Regions from separate parts of the Mus musculus genome. Here regions 1 and 3 are each linked to region 2. The links are chromatin loops, found by intact Hi-C in ENCODE. Cell type or tissue: heart. All regions are shown on one strand.

What was found. A loop is a pair of places that touch in the nucleus more often than their neighbours do. Peaks named below come from ENCODE experiments on the same cell type or tissue, not always from the same donor. Only the 100,000 strongest peaks of a DNase experiment are listed, where the experiment ranks them.
Region 1: a loop joins it to region 2, with 4 times the contacts of the local background. A loop is called at or near these places in 8 of 42 quality-filtered maps.
Region 3: it touches region 2 in a loop (2.6-fold over the local background); 9 of 42 quality-filtered maps call a loop at or near these places.

Annotation. Positions count from the first base shown.
Region 1 is chr8:22,395,622-22,400,621 of GRCm38, reverse strand. It overlaps Slc25a15 (solute carrier family 25 (mitochondrial carrier ornithine transporter), member 15), which reads left to right and starts at 2,001. Exons shown (of 7, transcript NM_181325.4): 1 at 2,001-2,182; 2 at 4,795-4,909. The coding sequence starts at 4,855. It overlaps 1810012K16Rik (RIKEN cDNA 1810012K16 gene), which reads right to left and starts at 1,901. Exons shown (of 3, transcript NR_045473.1): 1 at 1,639-1,901; 2 at 1,344-1,475; 3 at 1,031-1,177. In heart, no CTCF peak of the experiment used is centred here; a DNase peak (open chromatin) is centred at 2,011; H3K4me3 peaks cover 2,209 bases; H3K27ac peaks cover 1,650 bases.
Region 2 is chr8:22,057,634-22,062,633 of GRCm38, reverse strand. It overlaps Atp7b (ATPase, Cu++ transporting, beta polypeptide), which reads left to right and starts at 2,560. Exons shown (of 21, transcript NM_007511.2): 1 at 2,560-2,662. The coding sequence starts at 2,579. It overlaps Alg11 (asparagine-linked glycosylation 11 (alpha-1,2-mannosyltransferase)), which reads right to left and starts at 1,913. Exons shown (of 4, transcript NM_001243161.1): 1 at 1,864-1,913; 2 at 518-748. The coding sequence starts at 1,907. In heart, CTCF peaks have their summits at 2,039 and 2,242; a DNase peak (open chromatin) is centred at 1,993; H3K4me3 peaks cover 2,463 bases; H3K27ac peaks cover 1,553 bases; H3K27me3 peaks cover 1,065 bases.
Region 3 is chr8:22,380,008-22,385,007 of GRCm38, reverse strand. Slc25a15 (solute carrier family 25 (mitochondrial carrier ornithine transporter), member 15) reads left to right here. Exons shown (of 7, transcript NM_181325.4): 4 at 1,664-1,801; 5 at 4,001-4,170. Among named protein-coding and RNA genes, the nearest start is that of Slc25a15, 16 kb to the left of the region's middle. In heart, a CTCF peak has its summit at 1,968 (motif pointing left); no DNase peak of the experiment used is centred here.

The DNA of each region.
Region 1 (5,000 bases), 340 kb before region 2:
GTGTTCTTTGCCTGTGACATGCTGTTTTCAAGAGGACAGAGAGGTAGGTCAGCAGTTAAGAGCACTCACTTGTCTTAGAGTTTCTATTCCTGCACAAACATCATGACCAAGAAGCAAGTTGGGGAGGAAAGGGTTTATTTAGCTTACATTTCCACATTGCTGTTCATCACCAAAGGAAGTCAGGACTGGAACTCAAGCAGGTCAGGAAGCAGGAGCTGATGCAGAGGCCATGGAGGGATGTTACTTACTGGCTTGCTTCCCCTGGCTTGCTCAGCCTGCTTTCTTATAGAACCCAGGACTACCAGCCCAGGGACACCCACAAGGGGCCCTCTCACCTTGATCACTAATTGAGAAAATGCCTTGCAGCTGGATCTCATGGAGGCACTTCCCCAACTAAACTCCTTTCTCTGTGGTAACACCAGCCTGGATCAAGTTGACACACAAAACCAGCCAGTACAATTGACACTCCCCCCTCAACTTGACACACAAACACATCACTATAAAGGAAGCACACAAGGAAGACGGCTCACCACTGGTACCTCTTGTTGTTCAAGGGACAACTTTGCCTTGCAGCCTCCACAGGTGCCAGCATGCATGTTTTCATACATACACATCAATTTCAGAATTAAAGGAATCTTTAAAAACGTGAAAAGGCTCATAGGGAGGCTGAAGCGGAGTGGGAAGCTGGTGGTGTAGGGGTCACATGACCCTGAGACTCTTCCAATTGAATAGGGCTAGAGTTAAAGATAGTTTTATCACTCCTGTGAACCACAGTTTTCTTAAGTATTCCCTGCTCCTTTTGATTTTATGATTCTTTTTTAAAGATTTATTTTATTTATGTGTAGTGTGTGTGTGTGTGTGTGTGTGTGTGTGTGTGTACCCCTGAAGGAACCTGCAGATGCTTACAGAAGCCAGACGGGGGAGCTGGATACACACCAGCGCTGGACTTGGGCGCTACCAGATGTGGGCTAAGAACTGAATTTTAGTTTCGTTCTGTTGCAGCAATGAAACACTGTTGCCTAAACTGCAGCTTGGAAAAGGTTTATTTGGCATTCTCTTCCAGATTGACGGAAGGCAGGAAGTCAAGGCAGAAGCCATGTAGGAATACAGATTACCGACTCACTTTCTTGGTTGATCTCTGGACGATGCTTTTTTCCCCCCTCCAATCCAGGACTTCCTGCCAGAGGAATGACACCACCCATAGTGGGCTGGGCTCTCCAGCATCAATTACTGATCAAGACATTGCTGCTACGGACCTTTCCATCCTCAGACTGACTGGATTTAGGCAATCCCTCTACTGATTCTAGGCTGAGTCAAGTTGATAAGTATCAAAGGTTCTTTACCTCTGCGCCCTCACTCCAGCGTCACTTTGAGCTTCTAATTAAAGCCTCAGGAATATATCGCTGGGAACTATAAAACCTGCAGCGGCAGCTTATATTGTTGTCTTTTCCATAATGTTCCTGGGAATGGATTTCCTTAGGGGAGAAAGAATGAAACCTAAAGCGACACAAAATAGACAATCAGACAAGCAACTAAAACCTAGGGATGTAGCTCTGTTGGCAGAGCGCTTGCCTAGCATGCAGGAAGCCCCACGTTTCATCCCAGCCACCTCACAAATCCAAGCCTGGTGGAACAAACCTGAAATTCCTTCTCTTGGAAGGGGGAGGTAGGAAGATCAGGAAGTTCCTGACCACCCTCAGCCATATAGCAAGTTAAGCCTGGGCTATGCGAGACCCTGTCTGTAGACAAATAAACAGATGATTTAAAAAGCTGCCCATAAGGGAACTTATAGTTCACCACTACCATTCTAGTACTTTCCATTTACTGTTAAAGCCACAGCCTCCTGGGGCTGGATAACGCTGGGAGACCTCAAGGTGAGTCCTCCCGGAGGCTGCCAGCTCGGCAGTCAGCGAGGAGAGCAGATTTCCGTTTCCTTGGCCAGCCTTCGGGAGGGAGGGGCGGAGGGGGCCTCGCGTGGGGGAGGGCCGGTAGGGCGGGACTTCGAGAGGGCGGGCCCTCAGGAGGGCGTGGCCTCCGGAGGGAGGGCTGGTGGAGGGGGTCTCAGGAGGGAGGGCCCGAGGGCCGGACCCACAGGGCGACCTTAAAAATTGCCCGGGGGCCCGCGGCCGCCAGCGGAGCGCGCGGGCGGCAGAGGGCGAGCCGGACACAGCCAGGCGCGGCGGTGAGGCTGCGGGAGCGGGCGGGAGCGAGCGAGTGGGCGACCGGCCCGGCTGGGGAACGCGGCTGACAGTCCCCGCCCTGCCGCACACGTGCCGCGGCTCCGGGCGCGCGCACCGGGCTCGCTGCGGGGTCCCGGGAGACGCGGAGGTTCGGGCGGGCGGGCGCGGTGGCCAGTGTGCGCGCGCTGCGCGGAGCAGAGCAGAATCCGGGTCAGGCCGGGTGAAGCGCTCCGCAGCTGCGGCAGTAGTTGGCACCCCGGTTGTCCCGGGCTGGGCCCGAGGGGTTCGATTGATGGTGGTGGCAGGCAGGCGGCCTTCTGCAGCCCAGCTGCAGCTCCAGCTGCAGCTCCAGACGGGTCCCTCCTTAGCGAAAGGCAGCCTCACCTGCGCTGAGCACCCGGGAAGTTCTTTCTGGCACCCTAGGAACCAGTGGTTGTGTCGGCGGCGTTGTTTCTGGGACTGCTGGGTAGTTTGAAGGAAGAGGGTGAGACGCTCAAAGGATTCGGGGTTTCTACTCCAAATGGTACAGCAGGCTCCTAAATTAGTTTAAATCCGCGCAGACCGGTCTGGTTTTTGCAGGTCCTGCATATCCCCCAAGCCACAGGTGATACTCAGGTCCTTGTGCATTCTTTCTGGGTTCATCTGTTAGTAGCGTTTCTGTCTTCTATAATTTGACAGATACCCCTGAGAAGGGGGCTAAGTGTTAAGAGTACTTTCCTGGTATGCAGGAAGTTAGGTTTAATTCCCAGCACGGGAAAGCACTTAAAAAAATATATCTTTTTAAAATTGTAATTAACATCATTTCCTCCCTTCCCTTTTCTACGCCTAACCCCTTCGGTGTAACCATATCCCCTACCCCCTTTCAAATTCATGGCCTCTTTTTCTCAGGACATATAATGCTACTTGTCTCTATATGGTGGATAACCAACTGGGGACTGTACTCTGGGGAAGACTATGCCCCCATTCCCAGCTTTCCTTACTCGTTTGTAGTTCTTTGTCAAGGGTTGAGACCCCCTCCCCCGAGATTTCCTTATCCATGTTAGTGTGTCTATTGCTTTCATCCTCATGTAGGTCTTGTCCCCAAGTTGATGCGACTTCATGGCCTTTCTAACATTTCTAGGAGACTCAAGTTCACAGCAAACTTACTGTCCCTTTGGCTCTTGGAGGGGGGGGGGGGATTAAAGGTTAATTCTGCACATATTATTTCTCTAGGACTTGAAATGTTTTCATTTGGTGTATGTGAAAGGGTTGGATTTATAGTGACTGCCTAATTAGATACACTTTTCTATGCCTCCAAAGTTAGTAAAGAATAGTTCCTGAGGAAACAAATGAACACATTGAAGCTCCTCTGAGACCACTGTGGATACTCCCCACCACCTGGTTGGTCTTTTACTTTCCCTGCAAAAATGTAGGCACAGGTGTTTCTGTAATCACCAGGTTGCTAGTTTTAAAAGAAAGAAAGGTTCTTGGAATAAGGTCATTGACTTTTTTTTTTTTTAAATTCTGCCCTTATTTTCTGGACTTTTTGGATGGCTTTGGTATTTGAAAGAGTCCTGGCCTAATGCACCAGCCCCTTCATTGTGATGAGGAGTAAAATTGTTCTCTGTTACGTGTAAATTAATTCTGTATTTTGAGAGCATACAGAATAGTTTTGGATGATTGGTAACTTGGATCTTGTATGTTGAGTCATTCTCCTTTCTAGTTAATGTTAAATTCATTTCTCAGAAAGGTTTCTTTCTTTCTTTCTTTCTTTCTTTCTTTTTTTTTTTTTTGTCTAAAGGTAGAAGGAAACTTTGTTTCCCCAAAGCCTTTAAAAAAAACCCAAACATTTCAAGTCTTGCTGTAAAGAGAACAGCAGCAGTTTGACTCTTTGGGATATACCCCTGGGATTCTCATCAAGCAAAGTTGGAACCCAGAAGTCCAGATGTTGCACCAAAGTGTGGCTGGCTCACATGACCTGCCTTCCTTGGATTTACGCTCCGAGACTCTCTAGTCCCGCTTGAGGCCCGTTGAGTCAGAATCTGACTACACAGCAGTGTAGCAAATCTCCACATTTACTGCTGAGATGTGGCGGAGTGGAGGTGACAAGAACAGGGCCAGGGCCCTCTTGTGGGCCTCATGGCATTTATGGCCATCTGTATATGGTAATTTTACAACCCACCTTGTCTAGATGAAGACCTCCGGCTTAGGAGCTATGTGACTCAGTGGAGCTCCTAGGCTCTGATGCTGAGCAGCACAGGCTGCTGATGGTACTTAAGACTGAGCTTGGTAGACTGAACTTTCACCACAGGCCTCTGAAACTGTCTGCTGTGGTCTGGGCCAGTTGTGATTAATACCTGTCCCCGTATTAATTTGTGTAAATGAGGGAGGCCATAGCACTATGCTGTGTGATATTCTTTTATCCAGTATGATCTCTTGGATCAACAGATCACGTGGGGTCAGGGGACTACCATCCCTCACTCTGTCCTTATTTGGTGTTTGTTGCTGTGTTGATACATCAGGACTCCTTAGGAACCTACAGTCCCACTCCTGGAAGTTAAGTTCAGTAATGTAGCAGGCTTATAGAATGGGGGACTGAAGAGGCTGGCCTAACTGAACTTTTGCTTCTTTCCAGGGATATGTGGTACATTCCCTTCCCTCCAGAGAATCGCCTTCCACAGAAACCAGTAACGCCATGAAATCCAATCCAGCCATCCAAGCTGCCATCGACCTCACAGCAGGGGCTGCAGGTAAGGGGGTGGGGTGTTGAGGGGATATTCTTCTTCCTGTATCCCTGAAGTAGTTCCTCAGAGTGGCTTAGAAATACACTCTTTGTTACCC
Region 2 (5,000 bases):
CCCAGCAAATCTCTTCTTCCCAGCAAGCTTTTCTCCTGCCTCCCTGTCTTTTTCTGGTGTGTGGGCATTTAATTAGGGTTGCCTGTGTGAGCCCAGGGGGAGAGTTTTAAACAAAGGCAACTTACAAGTGGCTACAGCACAAAGCAGTATGAGTCCCCCATCTCCAGCAAGCATTAACTGACGTTAGCACTTCACTAAAGGGACATTGTGAGTTCCTCTCCGCCTAGGATGGGGTCTTGAAGGGTCTAGTCTTAGACAGGTTTTGTTCATCTGAGAAATAAAAGCATGTTTTAAAAGCTAACTTTTTCTTTTTTCTTTTTAAATTCCCATTTTAAAAGGTACTTCTCATGTTGCCCAGGCTGGCTTATGACTCCTGGGCTCCAATAATCCTCCCACTTTAGACTCCAGGTAAGTTGGGATAACAGCTCTGCAACACTGAAATCTGTGGAAACTAAAATTCAGTATGATCTTAGCAAGCAGTAGCGCTGTGTTTGAGCTAAGAAAGATGCATACCTACTTTTTCTGCAGGGCTCTCAAAGCACACCACAGAACTCTCTCTCCTCCGCCACCTGCATTACAGTATGGATGGAAAAATGCAACCACCGTTTGTTCTTTTCCATTTTTGCTGGTCGACACAGACTTCTTCTTTCTCTGTAGATGCCACCTGATAACCCAAAGGCCAATGACCAAATATACACACAAAACTCCGCATATCATCAGTCCAGGAAAGAAGAGTGAATAGAAAAACCTGAGATAAATAAAAGGTGAAAATCAACCTGTTGTCAATTTAAAAAGTCAGCTACAAACTAAGGTTTACTTTTTACACACTTGCTTAATATTAAGTTCTGTAGCTCCTAAGTCTGCTAAAAAAATTATTTAAAAAAAAAGTGCCGGGCGGTGGTGGCACATGCCTTTAATCCCAGCACTTGAGAGGCAGAGGCAGGAGGATTTCTGAGTTTGAGGCCAGCCTGGTCTACAAAGTGAGCTCCAGGACAGTCAGGACTATACAGAGAAACCCTGTCTCGAAAAACAAAAACAAAACAAAACAAAAAAACAAAAAAAATTAATTTTTTTCCCCTTAGTGGTGATGACTGGTGATTCAGGGCCTCAAAGATGTTAGGTAAACACTTGATTCCTAGCCAATACATACCCATATTTAAACCAAATGCTTGGAAGAAAGGTAACTGTAATCCAAAGCTTTGAATTACTTATCAATGACCATTATAATGCAGAAAGTCACTCATGACAATGTACACTGTACAGAGCTGGCAGCATTCCATTTATCGGGAAAAGGCCAAGAATGTGCTAGAACAAACTAGCCTATTCATATTTTTAGCAATCACTACAGACCTTGAAGCAGACAGCTCAGAAAGGAAGATGTAATACAAACTCTGGCAAGAATGCATGTATCCACTGCTCTTCAGAACGCTATTTCGCTAGCTATAAATGTTCAACCTGAACAAAAACACATATGAACTTAGGTAGGCTTTCATAGGGCAGAAACAACTTTTGAAATATGGAACTATTACAATAGTAGTGACCACCGGGTGGTTAACATTCCTGTTTATTTCTACCAACTTTATGTAATTCTTACATAAGAAACGATATGTATCTCAAAGGCAAAACCAATATATTTACAACTTTAAACATCAACCAGGAAAGAAGAAATCAACAGATGGTCAAGTAGCAGAGAGTCAACCAACTGGTTTACGAAGCAGCAGGTAGCCAGTTAAGGAAAACAGCTGATCGGCATGCGAAACAACCGAGGTAAACCGAGGCACGAAGAAAGCGCTTCTACAGACTTTATCTGGACTGCCTCCAAACCCTCCACGCCCTCGTGAGCTCAGGCCACCAGATCCTCACCGCAGCACGGCGTACACGCACCAGCTCCCAGTGTCCGCCGCCATCTTATCCCACCCTCCCCTCTCACAGCCCGGAAGCGCTTGCCTGTTCTTCTATCCTATTGGCTCCTGAGGAAGCGTGTGCCGTTAGCCACGCCCCCCGCTTACACGCCTTCCTGCAGGTTGCCTAATAGCCGCTTCCCACAGGCGGGGCGCACACGGGCCCATCCCACTTGGGCCACGCCGCTGCGGTGGCGGTGGTGGGGCGTGGCTTGTGATGGACAGCCGGCTCTCTCGCCCCTCCCACCCCACTCGCCCCGCCCACTTCGCTCCCCCCCCTCCCGTCTGGAAGCCCCCTTGAGGGCGCCCAGCCCTGCCCCCACCGCGGCGCTGCCAGCCGGTTGGGACCCAATGGGAGGTCCGGGCGGGCGACGAGCTAATCTTCCAGTACAGAGTCCGCTCTTTCAGAGGTGTCGGCGAGTCCCCAGCGGCCGCAGTAGCGGGGCGCGGGGTGGAGAGGGGGCTGCGCTGGAGCGGGCGTCCTGAGACTGTGGTCCTCGCTGCACCCTATCTGCAGCGCACCGCGGACCTCGCTGTCCGTAGTCCGCAGCGCCGGGGCTGGGAGATCTGAGCCCTGTGTTCCCCAGGAACCACGGATGCGCTTCTTCGCGCCTCCTCTCCCTGGCTTGTAAAGTCGCCCTTCCCTCCCCCCAACCAGGTGACCTTTGGGCTCGGGGATGGATCCCAGGAAGAACTTGGCGTCTGTGGGGACGATGCCTGAACAGGAGAGACAGGTCACAGCCAAAGAGGCCAGTCGGAAAGTAAGTTTCCTTTGCCTGACCGCAGCGTGTACGCACCTGCTCAAAGCGCTTTTCTCCTCGGTTCCTCCAGGGCTCGTGACTGTGGACACGTACCCCTGAGAACCCGGGAGGAAAACCCTCTAGATCAAGGGTGCCACTAGCCCTCTGGTGTACAACGATTTCGAGCCCAGAACTTTCCCCGGTCCTTATTAAAGAGCTCTTGAGCGTGGGCTTGCTGTATAAAAACTCTAGTTGCTCCTGGGAGTGCTAATACCTCGCTAATGCCTGGCTAATGCTCCTCAAAAGGTCTACATCCAAGTCCTGTACCTTGAAGGCATTCATTTAATAATACAGGGGGTTAATTAATGCAGCCTCTTAGAGATGCAAACAGCGTAGAATATTTAACATGAAAAGCAGGTCTGTTTTTCTTTTCTTCATGTGCGTTTTCAATCAACAAATACTTACTGAAACTTGTATAGGTCGCAGGCATATGATGAATTCTTGAAGATTTGTGCATTGTTTTAAAATATTTTGTCTAGCTTAATTGAAATCACGTTTTATGTTCTCGGAACTTTTTTTTTCCAATTAGTTATACTTTGTAGATTGTTTCCCAGAGTGTCATAGGTGTTCCCCATAGTCTGTTGGTGGTTCCCTCTTGGGTGGTCATGGCGATTGCTTCCTTTCTTTCCCAGTTGACGTGATCTTTGCACTTGAATTGTTGTGTGTGTGTGTGTGTGTGTGTGTGTGTGTGATGGAGGTTAGGGGCATCTTGCTGGACTTAGTGCTGCTTTTCCCACCATGTGTGTCAGTGTGTCGGGTCGTCGGGTTTAAAAGCTAGTGCCTTTACCCACTGAGCCATCTTGCCCTACTTGTACTTGAGTCTTTTTTTTTTTTAAAGCATTTATTTATTTGTTTTATGTGTATATGGGGAAGAATGGAGGGGGAGAGAATCTAGGCGTGAGAGGTCAGCAGAAGACGTCCAGGAGTTGGTTTTCCCTCCTTTCAGCAAACAGGTCCTAGGGCTTCAAGATTGTGTGCATCCACTCATCGAGCCATTCAACTGGCCTTACACTTGGTTATTGACATCGAATTTAATACTGGGCGTATTTCTTTAGGTCTGGATTGCTGGATTGGAGCTTGCTCCTTTTGTTCAGGTCTCTGAAACTAATTAATCCAGCAGTTTTATCCAGCGTCCCTTGTTAGTGAAATTCATGTAGACTCTGGTGTGTAGGAATGAGAGGGGTGTAGGTTAATGGACAGGCAGGGAGAGAGGTGGCTGAGTAGGTGTGAAGACAGCCCACACCGGGTAGGGGTGGCCAGAGCAGAGAAGGAGATGCCCCCTATCTTTGTCAGTGTCCCCCTGAAAGAGTAAAGTCTTTATCTAATCAGGTGAAATTGAAGACCTGCTCCTCTGTGGAAGCAGTCGGTTAACTGCTCTGTCTCTTGTTGGCCTCACCCGCTTCTGAATTACACTGATAATGGCTTTAGGCGAAGTCACTGAACTTATTATATGCGTGACACTGTATTAGTTTTTACTCCCATGTGTTTACTCGTTCGATTCTTAGGACCCGTGCCACTTTGTCTTTATTCAGTTTTTTTGCGGTGCTGAAAGGCAAACCCATGGTTCTGTGCTCTGACATAGATTTTTGCCTTAACTCTGTGCTCAGGACCAACACAGGGCCTCTAGCATTCTGCTAGTGACTGCATTTCCAGACCTCACCTGCCTGTTACCATTCTATTGCCACTTTGTCCTTGCTGTGGTTCAGCACGTGCTTTTTTGGATATTGTTTCAGAAATGCTAAGGTCCCAGGACCTTTATATGCAGCTATGACTTAAGACCTTTCCTTTAGGGAAGTTTACTTTCCTATAGAATGGCTTAGGGGTGCGATTTACCAGCAGGGGTAGGTGTTGGGGGCACAAAGGTTTTTTACTCACAGAGAAGCACTAAGAGAACCAGAAATGTTAATCAAGCTGGGGTGTCTCCTCAAGTGGGGAGGGGTGTAAAAATCAAATACCTTCATTCCATCCAGAAAGCTGAGGGTAGATTTTGTTAATGACCTGGTGATCTATTTTCTATCTGTGGAGGCAGACTCACCTACCTTTTGCTATAGGGGCACACCTCACCCAAATTCCCCAGAATACTTATCCCAGACTCTTCCCTCCCTAGACTGTCACCCACCTTTAGGGGAGATGTCAGGAGTACTTTATGGCCTGCTGATCTCTACCATCCTATGAAACCACACTACATTCTAGGCCTTTTAGCTAAAGAACCTACCTACCTCCTTTGCGGTCACATGTAGTTTGCAAAGGAATTTCTATGTAGTCACACTTCAAGCTTTACTGTGCACCTAGATTGAAA
Region 3 (5,000 bases), 320 kb before region 2:
GCTTCCCTGAGGAGGGCCGAGTGAGTTCTGATCTATGAGGATTGTAGCCTGTCACTGGGAATGGTTTGATTGCAATGTAGGTTTCCCTCCCCCTAAGCCAATGGAGGCGGGAATATCCAGGGCACAGGTCATTGGCTGAAAGCTAAGATAGTGAGCTGCCTCATTATCATGGGGAGGCACCCCAGGGATCTCAGGTGGGTAATGTGGGGACTGGCATCCCACAGAAAAGAGGAAGCCCTGCTCACAAAGGGAGTCTACCTTTTTGTACCAAGCTTGGGGCTGTCTGGTAGCGGCAGTGTTTGACCTTAGCAGCAGGATTTCCCGACAGCTGGTTATTTCCTTAACATCTATGCCGATATTGCCCCTGTCTGTCTGTCTGGTAGGTGTCTCACTGTGGTAGGTCTCAGGGTTTGTAGCTGGGAGATTTCGATGACTGAGTTTCTCCTTTAGTAGTTTGCAAAGTATCGTTTAGTACCACGAATGCCAATCAAGAGAGCTGAAGCTGCTGCTGAGGCACCAGCTTGACTTCTTTGTTTGATGACATACTAAGTGTCATCTTCAGCAACCATCAGGTTCTGGATCGTAATCGATAGCATTGGCAATGGCTTGTCACGTTTAGGTGTTTACATGGGTAGGCCCCACCTCTTAAAGGATCCATCACCTCAACCAGCAGACACCAGGGACCAAGCTTCCACCATAGAAACTGTTGGGTAGCATATGCAAGCCATGCCAAATCCTATCCGAGGTCATAACTGAACTGGGAAATCTTTGTGATCACAAAAAACGTAGACTTTTTATCTGTGGTGGTTATTGACATATCTGGTTATTCCAGGCTGGATTTAGGCCCAAAGGAATATTGCCACAGATAAACAGAGGTGTGCATAGAATATATTTGGGGTGGTAGGGCTGTAGGTGCTTTCCTTCTCTCTCCTATGGTCCCTCCTCATTGTTTTCTTTATGTGACTTAGCTTGGGCTACTAAACAAAACACCATCCATTAGGAAGCTTAAACAAACAAAGTTCTGAAGGCTGCAAAGTCAAAGCCAGCAGGCTCAATTCCTACTGTCATGCCCTCAGTCGTGGCTTGTCACTGTATCCCCACTTGGCAGAGAGAACAAGATTCTAGGCTACTGAACTCAAGATGAAGGCCTCATCCTCGGGAACTCAGCTGTTCCTAACTGCCTCTTAAGAACCCATGCTTGCCGGGTGGTGGTGGTGGCACACCCTTTCAATCCCAGCACTCAGGAGACACAAGCAGTGTGGGTCTGTGTAAATTGGAGGACAGCCTGGTTTACAAAGTTCTAGGACAGCCAAGGCTAGACCAAGAAATCCTGTCACATATTCCTCCCATCCCCTACAAGCAACCTTGCTTTAAATACTATCACACTCTAGTACTCAGTATAGGAATTGGGGGTGGGACATAAGCACAAATGTGGCAGTCAGGCAGATCTGGGTTTGATGCCTGACATACAGCTTTGTAGACATGTGACCTCTAAGTGCCATTCCTCATATGGAACCGGGATACTGCTGTCTGCCTCAGGGTCTTGGGATTCCTAGACGGGATAGCATACCTAGATTCCCTTCTCACATCCCCGTGGTGTCTCCGGTATGCTGAGAGCCGAAGGGGCGGGTAAGCCGATGGTGAGCCTTCTCTGTCTTTTCAGTGACCTTCAGAATGCAGCTGCTGGTTCCTTTGCCTCCGCCTTTGCCGCGCTGGTTCTCTGCCCCACGGAGCTTGTGAAATGCCGGCTGCAGACCATGTATGAAATGGAGACATCAGGAAAGATAGCGGCCAGTCAGAAGTAAGTGCTGTCCATTCATAGATGTTAAGTCCTTCATCTCCGGGTACCGTGTTTTTTTATCTTATATTGTTAAAAGTAAGTAAGTGTAGAAACAGCTTTCTCTATTCTAAAATACGGCGGCAGGGGACACTTTTATGAAAAGACTGTTTGTGTGTGGACTCCCCCTGGAGGGCGTCTTAGGCAGTTATATAATAGTGCAGAAATGCAGACAGCAAGGAGCTGAATTACCCACTTTGTCCTCCCCTCCTGAGTGTATAAGGCATGGCTTTATTTGGGAGACAGCTTTGAACTGGATCTGAGAGAAAAGGTAAGTGTGGCTGTAGATTCTGAGGTGAGTGTTTGATGCCCTTCCTCTAATTCCACATGAATATTCGCCACAATCTGGTGCCAATCTTACCCTTGCCAAACCTTCACGTGTGTTTGCTAAGGGTTCAGGTTCTGAAAGTATTCATCAACACCTTGTGAGTAGATCTGGTGTCTGTGCTCAGAGCACTGCTCAGCATAGACTCGAAAGCACCTGCCCATTACCATGAGGATATATATGCCACACGACGTCTCTAGAATAGAAAAACTATCACTGGTGTTAATCACAAATCTTGCCTATTTATTTTGACGTATCGGGTTGAAGATTGGGTGAAGGGTGTCGCTGCTGCCCCAGGTCTGTACATCTTCTGTGAAGTGGTCCACAAATTGACCACTGTCACTGGTTCCCTCTGTGCTAGTCACAGGCGGAGAGTCTCCCTGCAATGTTTTAAAGAGCCATTTCTGAGCTAGAACCTCCTCCCTATGGGGCTGTGAATACATTCAGCTCACAGTCTAACGGATGCAACTCTGTAGCCAATGCCTAGAGTAAGAAGTAGAACTTTAACACCTCCCCCCACCCCAGGCCTGGATGCAGGCTCACTGGCAGCTGTATTGAGCTGGATTCACTTAGTATGCTTACACTGAGGTGGGGGCACGGTTGCAGGGGCATGGCTGTGGCTGCCGTACAGAGCTCTCCGAAGGGGGTGGTCCTTATTGCCTTTGCCATTCCAGGACATGAGGCTTCATCTCTCCTGCTACCCAAGAACAGAGGGAGTGCTCATATGGAGCATGCGGCTTTCTGCTTGCTCTCCATGTGGGTACAACGTACTACACAGCACACTGTGGTGATGTGGACTCAGGCTGCCTGGTACTGAAGCTGCTCCAGGAGCAGGGCTTCTCTGTAAAAGGGAGTTTCTCGGCAGTCACCCCTTCCCCCTCCTGCTTGAGAGACTCAGTTCTGGGTATTCCTGGGATCCCAAGGGCTATGACTTGACCCTGAAAGTTTCTTGTCTTGCCTTCAAGTAACTCACTCACTCTCTCTTTCTCTCTCTCCCTGTGTAGGTAGGTAGGTAGGTAAATAGATCGATCGATCGATCAATCGATAGATAGTGTGATGGTCACTGTTGAGTGTCAACTTGACAGAATCTAGAATCACCGAGGAGGTAAGGACACATCTGTGAGGGATTATCTTTATTTAACCCGAGGTAGGAAGACTCACCTAAAGAGTAGGTGGTACCCTTACTTGCACCTGTGTCCTAGACTGCATAAAAGGACAGAGTCCACTTTGCACCACCAGTGGTCACTGACCCTGGCTTTCTGACTGCAGACAATGTGTGACCAACTGCTCCATATTCCTGCTGCCCTCACTGTGGACTGTATCCCTCTGAACTGTGAGCCAGAATTTAAGCCCTTTCTCCCTTAAGTTTGCATCTTGTCAGATATTTTGTAACAAGTAACTAGTACACTTTAGGTTAGGAGATCAGCCTCCCGGGCATTAGGAAGATACTGGGCAAATATTGCATGGTTTATCTACTGCCAGACTTGAATGGCTCTTTATTTTAATTCCTTATTACTTACATCTCAGTCAATGTGACTGAAGAGAAATGTATACCGGGTTACCAGGCTGGATTAGGCCTGAGTAAGTGAGCAGCTGGTTTGTTGAACAAAAGTACCAAGAAGTCTAACAGGTGTCCTTTGAAGAAAAGGCGGGTCTCAGGAAAGCCACCCACACGGCTACGGCAAAGTTGGCTGCATGAGTCATCCTGGATACAAAAATCTCATCGCATGCACACACATTCTCCCGCCTGCTCTGAGCGTGCCTCCTGCTTTGTCTTCATCGCATGCACACACATTCTCCCGCCTGCTCTGAGCGTGCCTCCTGCTTTGTCTCCCCAGTACAGTTTGGTCAGTTGTGAAGGAGATCTTTAGGAAGGACGGCCCCTTGGGCTTCTACCATGGGCTCTCAAGCACTTTACTTCGAGAAGTACCAGGCTACTTCTTCTTCTTTGGTGGCTATGAACTGAGCAGGTCATTCTTCGCATCAGGGAGATCAAAAGACGAACTAGGTAAGTGTATTCACGTTGACGACATAGGGTTCAGTGGTCTCTGCCTCCTGGGGTTGCTCGCTTCCGTAGGTGGTGCTCACTCCTTTTTGGGGAGTTTCTGGGTGCCCCAGAGTGAACTGGGGAGTTTCTGGGTGCCCCATAGTGAACTGGTGGCAGGTGTTGGCTCCCACCATCTCCTGAGGGAGACTTCTGAAGATGAACCCTGAAGCCTTGTGTCCCAAACCTCTTCTCTGGCATTAACACTGTTACTGTGGTCCCTCCCCCTTCTGGGTGGTAGTAACCTCTCGGGGTCCATTTTAGAGGAAGAAATAAAGAGAGATTATTTTCCCGATGGAGAAATCAGCTATCAATAATCTCACTGTTTTAAAAACTTGATTTGAAAGATTGGCTTAATCTTTAAATGAGGTCATTGCAGTTACATCTCAGTAAGATTATCTACCGAGTTCTATTCCTGACGTCATGTCACAAACAAGTTCCCTTCTCAGACTTCTTTTAAAATTCACCATCCATTAAATAAATACTTACCGAGAGATCTCAGTGTTCCTTACGCTCAGGCATTTAACTGACAGGATTTCCCAAGATGCTGTGGTGGGCTATCCTGCGTATGCAAGGTGTTCAGTGGCATTCCTGGCCATTTCTCCACTACATGTGGCAACCCCTCTCCAGAGAGAAATCAAAACAAGCAAACAACGTAGCTTCAGAAATTGTCAGTGTTCCCTGGGGAGACACAACTAGCCTTACCCGAGGAAAAAAAGGACATTCAAGACTAAACAGAAAAACAACTCCCAAAACGACAAGAGGAGGAGGCATCTAGCATTTATGAGACTAGT